Linked DNA regions of Homo sapiens: region 1 is linked to region 2. A link is a contact called in ENCODE Hi-C or POLR2A ChIA-PET data. All regions are on one chromosome and are shown on one strand. Each heading gives the region's core, a stretch centred on a gene start or an enhancer-like site at or near the end of the contact. The rest is flanking DNA. Distances are from core to core; before and after follow the strand shown.

What was found. A loop is a pair of places that touch in the nucleus more often than their neighbours do. ChIA-PET counts read pairs that join two places held with the same protein, here RNA polymerase II (POLR2A). Pooled maps may share reads with other maps.
Region 1: a loop to region 2 is called in a pooled map, with 11 times the contacts of the local background. The contact joins the promoter of HK1 here to the promoter of PPA1 in region 2. A Hi-C loop is called at or near these places in 1 of 37 single-sample maps with no recorded cell type and 6 of 50 pooled maps. POLR2A ChIA-PET finds 5 or more read pairs at or near these places in 2 of 52 experiments (GM12878 and activated CD4-positive, alpha-beta T cell).

What each region holds. Positions count from the first base shown.
Region 1 is chr10:69,316,564-69,320,341 of GRCh38, reverse strand. HK1 (hexokinase 1) reads right to left here and starts at 1,495. Exons shown (of 18, transcript NM_000188.3): 1 at 1,332-1,495. The coding sequence starts at 1,394. RefSeq lists enhancers at 912-961, 2,252-2,481 and a silencer at 1,262-1,941.
Region 2 is chr10:70,231,666-70,235,003 of GRCh38, reverse strand. PPA1 (inorganic pyrophosphatase 1) reads left to right here and starts at 1,575. Exons shown (of 11, transcript NM_021129.4): 1 at 1,575-1,740. The coding sequence starts at 1,677. RefSeq lists a silencer at 1,364-1,933.

The DNA.
Region 1 (3,778 bases), core at 246-2,745, 910 kb after region 2:
TCCCCACCCACCATGGGATCCAAGATCACGGCAGGGTCCCCAGCGGCTTTGTCTCTCAGTACCCACTCCCTCCTGGAAGCTGACCTCCAGGAGGACCCTGGTGAAGTTCCTGGGTGGAGGCACTGGGAGACCTGGATCCCCCTGACTGGCTCTGCCTCTAACTCACTGGGTGACCTTGATAAGGTCGCTGCCCTCAGTAGGCCTGTTTCCTATGGTGCCAGATGAGGGAGTCATCTTAGATGCACAGGAAGAGGATGGAACACCCTATGGCTTGCCGGGCAGAAAATCAAGGCCTGTCACTCCTGCCTTTCACCTGTAGAACTCCACCTGTCTGAACGCCAAAGTCAAGATGACTTTGCCAGTCCATCCCAGCTAACCCCAGCAATAACGTCACCACGTTCAGGGTGGGTGGGCCTGGAGCCTGTACCAGACCTGGCACTGATAAAACGGGCGTCTTTCCCTACAGCTTAGGCTGTTTCTTTAAAATATGGTAGCACAGCTGGCAGAAGAGACAAATACACCTTTAAGACCTGCCAGCGGACAGTATTTTACACTAAGATGTCAAAGGCAACAACACCTCAGGACAGGAGGATGCATGCGTCCAAGTGCTAGAACAAGCATGCCACAGGCGTCCACCCAACTCAAATGACCAGTCGCTTATTTGAGCTCCTGTGCTGGCTAGAAATTACAGCTTAAGAGGAATAAAAAATTCCATTCAGACGTGCCGCTCCAGACACGAGGCCTATGAGCAAAGTTTCCGGTGGCCTCGCCGCCCCTCCCCGTTCCGGGAAGCCGGGCGGGTCACCTCGTCCTCAGATTAACGAGCAGCTCAAACAACTGGGAGAGCCCGGCGACAGCTTCTCCGGGGCACCCGACACCCTCCGCCAGGAACCCCAAATATGGGAGGCCTGGCCTCCAGCCAGCACCCCCGCCTGCTGCTCGATCACCTCCCCAGCATCTCCATGATCACACCTCCTCCCACGGCGCTCGGACCCTCCCGAACAGGCCCTGCGGAAGGGCCCACCGGCCACCTCCCCGCACAGCCCGGGGGCCTATCTGACATCCAGGGCCCGTTTCAAGGACACTGCAGCAGGCAGCCCGGTCTCGGGGGTCTTCCGCCCGATTGCCCCCCTCCCAAAAACGCACACACACAGAGACACTGACAATGCCGGTAGAATCGAAGGCGAAGGCTTTCCTTGCGCCCTGCAGTCCAACTCGATGCTGGCCCGGAGAAGGCCGGGCGCCGGAGGATGGAGGCAGCGGAGGCGGCGAGCGGATGCCGGAACGCAAGGCTGCGGCCAGGACCAGCGGCGGCGCGGGCGGGGGCTCACCTTTTTGACCTGGTCATCCTTCAGCTCCGTGAAGTAATAGGCCAGGAGCTGCGCGGCGATCATGCTGGCGGTCGGGGTCGCGGGGCGGCAGGCGTGGGGACGGTCGGTCCTCCGCAGCCCTGGCGAGCCGTGGTCCTCCGGCGGCTGCTCGGCGGCTCCTCCTCCTCCTCCTCCCCCGGCTCCTCCCCCTCGGCCCGGGGCGCGGCGACAGCTCGCGCGCTCCCGGTCTCCGCGCTCCCGTCCCCTGGAGGGTGACAGCCGCCAGCCGACCCACCTCCTCCACGCCCATTGGTTGCGGCGCGCCTCTGCAACGCCCGGCGGTGGCGTCCCGGCCGGGGAGCGGGGACGCGGCGGCCGCTCCCTCCTGCGCCGGAAAGGGGGCGGGCGACGCAGCGAAATCCCCCCCGACCCCGCATCATCCTGCACGTCCCCCACGTAGGGAGCCGATGCGGGCCTTCACGCGTGGCGGCGCCGTGCCCGGGTGGGCCGTGCCAGGCGGGGAGGTGCGAGGCGCAGGCAGGAGGCACCGCCCGGCTCCGCCGGGACGAGAAGCCCCTAGGGCTAGTCTAGGGACTGGCAGCCCCGGGGGCACGAAGGCGGTCCCATTCCTCGGAAATGAGGGCTCGCCCCTAGGAGTCCGGTGGACGCCGAGGTGCCGGAGGGGACTTGCAGAAGTGGGCGTGGAAAGCGGGCGGAAGCGGGAGCCGGGGACGCTACGCAGTCCTCGCACCCGGGTCCCGCGCCTTCCTCACCCAGGCCGAACGCACCGGCCTACCTGGGTCTTCAGCGGCAGTGCATCACCTCTCCCCGGCGTGCCCCGCCTAATCTCCAGCTGGCAGATTTGTATTGCTGAACCCAAAGCGACACCCCAGAGCACCCGCCCCCGAGTCACCAGCTCCGGTGGCTCTCCCTCAGGGCGCACTCCCTCTGGGCGGGACTTGGGCCACAGGTCGTGGCCTGTCCCCATCCTCTGGGCCTCCTCTTGCTCTTGGGCATCCAGGCCCACTGGGACTTGGGGCACGGTTCAGCGCCCCTTCCCAGGTGCCGTGTTTTCTACTTTCCCAGAGGAAGTTACGTAGGATGGGAGGACTCCCTAGAGGTGCTACCAGGACAGCCACTTTAGGATTCTTAGATTAATTATTTCTGTGTTCCGGAAGCCTCCAGGAGCTTTAGTGCCTTACAAAATGACATGTAATGAGCTCAAATATACAAACAAGTTGTTGCTATTCTGGTTAGACAGGTAAGGAAATTGAAGCTCAGTGAGGCCTCAGTCTTGCTGGACTTTATACAGCCAGGAAGTTGTAGATCTAGGATCACAGCTTGGATCTGTGAGTCTTTGAAGCAGGTGCTCACCTCTAGGGTTTGCTGTGGTCCCAGTTGTATAGAGCCCCTCTGCCTAAATAGGTCACTTTCCTGCAACCAAGTCTGCACCATATGGTGCCCTGAGATCCAACCCCCAACCTCTACCCTAGCTCTTGACTTTAGGAGTCCCTAGCCCTTGACCAGGCCTAGCAAAGGTACAGTCAAATCAGAGGGAGGGATGACGTAGGTTCAGGGGCCTGACAGCCACCATCACCCACAGAAAAGGAGGAGCTTAGATGCAGTCCTGAGGCCCCAGCTTCCTGTCCAGGTCACAGTCCCCACCCCCTGCCTTAGGGCCTATGCAGAGGGGCATCTTGAATCACCTCTGAGACTGTGTCTTCATCCATAAGATGAAGACACTAATGCCCACCTCACCTCCCCTTGATTGTTGTGTAATACTGTACGCAAAATACGTGCACATAATACACACTTAAGGAATGGCAGGTATCATAGAACTGACTGAAAAGTTAATGCGGTTAAAGCTTCAGGGACTCTCACTTTCATTCCTACCCTTCTAGGCCCTGGGAGGGCCTAGCAGTGTGATATTTGTATATTTATATTTGAATTATTTTCCATAGAGAGTGCCAATTTATTTAATTTTCAAGCCCAACAAAACCTGGATTTGCCCTGGATCATAATTATAAACCAGGAAGAGAGAGATTTTCTGGTACACATCAAACATTTGGAACTACCTACATGGCCGTTAAGCAAAATGGAGTGAATGAGAACAAGATGGTTGTTCTCAACTGCCATTTCATTTGAGTTCTGCAGATCTGCCAAGCTCACAGGGCTGGAAACTCCTTGAGGATGGAGGACTATGTTTTGCTAATTGCTCTGTCTCCTACACAAGCGCAGGGCCTGGCACTTGGCAGGCTGAATAAGCCTAATGCATAATCAAAAACATGGCCCTTAACCCAGCCACCAGCCGGTGCCATCACCCATGCCCAACCCGTTGTTACAACTCCTATCTGAGCTGGAGCCAGGGAGAAGCTGACGCTTGGAAGAGCCAGGTTACCCTGAAATGTCCTGTTTGCAGGCAGGAAAGCTGCCTCTGCTTTGTCTTCCCTGGCCTTTGAGAGGGAAAC
Region 2 (3,338 bases), core at 326-2,825:
CAACCTCCGCCTCTCGGGATCAAGTGTTCTCCTGCCTCAGTCTCCCGAGTAGCTGGGATTACAGGCGCGTGCAACCACGCCCAGCTAATTTTTGTATTTTTACTAGGGACAGGGTTTCACTGTGTTGGCCAGGCTGGTTTCCAACTCCTGACGTCGGGTAATCCGCCCACCTCGGCCTCCCAAAGTGCTGGGATTGAAGGCGTAAGTCACCGCGCCTGGCCTTGACCCTAATTATTGACTAAACTATTGCTTCGCTAATTTTTTTTCCTGCCCTTCTGTTTTAACAGCAGTAAAACAGTGTGGTGAAATGTTCAAAAAATCAGTGAATCACAGCCTTCTGAAAATTAATGGGTGTCAGTGAGGTTTGGGAGTTGGATGGAGACAAAGGGAGCGACACCATAACTAACTGGAGATCTTACTAGGTTTTCATTTAATATTCATTTTTTACAATAGACATTGTTTGGAAAAAAGGGTTTAATTCAAAATGTCATTAAGGCACATTATCTTTAATGTTCTAGAAAAAGTTATTTAAAGAAATCCTGGCCATGAAATTAAAATAAATAAATAAATAAAACCAGGCATTCTTTGAAATGTGAATAATAATTTGCTAATTTATATTTAGGATTGTGGATATACTTTTTTTCTTTTACATGTATTCCTGGGGAGGTAAGTGATGCAAATATTTTCCCACTGCCTCAATCAGACTTTAGTTTTTGGGGTCTGGCCTGATATGATGGAATATAAACAGGAAATCAAGATCAGAAGAGCCTGTCCCTGAGAACACTCCTTCACGGGACTCTAGCTCACGCCTGGACCTTCCCAGTGCTTCCATCTGAAGCCCCTGGAGACCCAGGTGGGTTAAGTAGGGTGGCAGGGGGGATGGAGGGGGCGGGGGGCGCGGGGGCGTAAATCCTCCCCCACTGGGGAGGGTGACAGTAACAACTTCCAGATTGTTTACAAAGATACAGGCTCTGCTTCAGGCATTTGACGTGTATTAACTCGGGTAATCATCCCAGTAACTCATGAAATAGTTATATTATTATCTTCACTTCCCAGATAAGCAACGGAGTGAGAGAGATTATAGAAAGTGGAGAAGCGAGTACCTTACTAGTAGCCACTAGGGGTGTCAGTAATATGGCTCAACTTTGTTACGACGGATCAGAAAAATGCTCACCTTTAAGACCGCAAGCAGAGCCTGTCTGGGGAAGCAGGTGACTTATCAACGCCTTTTGAGATAAGGAATAGGACTGCGGGGAGGAGTGTGTGAGAATCAAAGGTGAGTTCCCTGTGTGCGTGGTCGGCGGTCAACTCCTAGCTAGTCCAAGCTTAGAGCCTGCGCATTTGCCCTCCCGGGTCAGAGCCCAAAGCCGAAGGAACAGAACCAGCGCCGGCGGCAGCCACGTGGCCCAGCCTCTGAGCCCTAGCTGCCATCGCGGAGGCTGGGCCCGAGGGGCGGGGCTGGGGAGTGCGGACACCCGGGCCTGGCGGAGTGCGCCTGCGCACGGGGTTGGCCCGGCGGGGGTGGGAACACTAGCAGAGCCGCGTTAAAGGCGCTCCCCGCCCCGCCCGCCGGTCCAGTGCTCGCAGTGCGCAGGCGTGGGGCTCTCTCCTTGTCAGTCGGCGCCGCGTGCGGGCTGGTGGCTCTGTGGCAGCGGCGGCGGCAGGACTCCGGCACTATGAGCGGCTTCAGCACCGAGGAGCGCGCCGCGCCCTTCTCCCTGGAGTACCGAGTCTTCCTCAGTGAGTGTCTGCGGCCCGTGGCCCCTCCGCGCCCGTCCGCCCATTCATTCCCGGGCCTTGCCTCCCCGGGAGGGTGCGGCCCGCGCTCGGCCCCAGGTCTCCGACGCGGGCCCGTCTCCTCGGGCGCGTTGTGGGGCCTGGCCGGCCTCACATTGCATACTTGCCGCCGCCGGTCGGGGCGGCGAGGGTCGCCTCCGGCCATCCCTCCCCGCTGAACGGAGATGGTCCCTTTGTCACGCCTCGGGGTACCCGAACCTGGGCCCAGCTAGTTTTGCAGGTGTCTGGCTCTGACAGGGTCTGTTGGGAAAAGGAAATCACCGACCCACCCTAGAAAGGTGCTTGGAAGTAACATAATTCCCGTAAGAGGATTGCTCAGTTTGGAGAAAAGGCGACTCCGGGCCGGGGGGGGCAGTGACTTCCTAAAGACCTTAATTCCGCCGCCGTAGCTCAGATTATCGGCGCTGAGCGGAGCCAAGTCCACCCCCTCGTTTTACAGACGGGAAAACTGAGGCCCGGATCGGGAGCCGTCTGTGAAGGCGCTGGACCGGTCCTCCGCGGCCCGGTCGTGCTCCTGCCTCTGCGCCGCCTGTTTTCCCTCAGCGCCGATGCTGGGAATGCTCCTTATGAAACAGAAAGCTGTTTCCCTCAAATCAAACAGATGACGTCAGTCTGGAAACAAGACTGAGAAAGTGCCAAGTTTTTACCTTTGCAGGATTCGGCGTCTAGGGGGTACCTACCCCGGGTCCTGCACCTAGGGCTGCACGGGGAAACCGGGAGGCTGCATGCTGGCGCCCTCCACGCTCCTTAGGGCACCACGTTTTTTTGGCCTTGTAGGTGGAGGAAAGCTACTTGGGGTTTTTCTTTATCCTCTTACTCCCCCCACCCCCAGCTACTAGGAGTAGATTATGGGCGATAACGGAGGCGTTCGTAAATGTGTCACCACAGGCGCTTCTATTGTAACCTCTTTACAGTTTTATTTGGAAGGAAATGGGCAGGTGCCTCGAACTCTGAGTTGGTGTATGAAGGAAGGGGAAGCGGGGAGTAGAGGAGACGAATGAATAGGCATTGAAGGAACAAAAAGTAGCCTGGTGCGGGAGGAAAAGGAAAGCGAACTGTAAAGCTTACACATCTAGCCAAAGGTTAACTATCAGGTAAAATCCAGGAAGGGTGAGAACTACCCCCCACTCTCCATTTTATTTAATTTTGCAATTAAGCAGCAAGGACAGTCCAGTAACTTTTGACTAATAATTCATGGGACTGTTTTTCTGGAAATAGTGTTGGCTCCAGAATTTCTCTGTAGGAAAGGCTTACAGAGGTGACTGTCTGGTTTGAAGGTGAGGGGTGGATCTTCAAGCTATATATGCAGAACAAACACACTGCTTTTACTTAGGTTATTTATTTGCAATTAATATTTGGTGGCCGTTATGGGAGACCAAAGCTACTCCTAGAATTTGGCACTAGCTGAAGTAACTGTTTTTATCAAGTGGAACTCTCTGGAACTTAAGAAATACTAATAATTAGAACCCACTACATAGTTATCCAATTTTAAGTGCTTTATCCTTCCTTAATAGAAATAAACTTTTTTAAGCTTTATAATA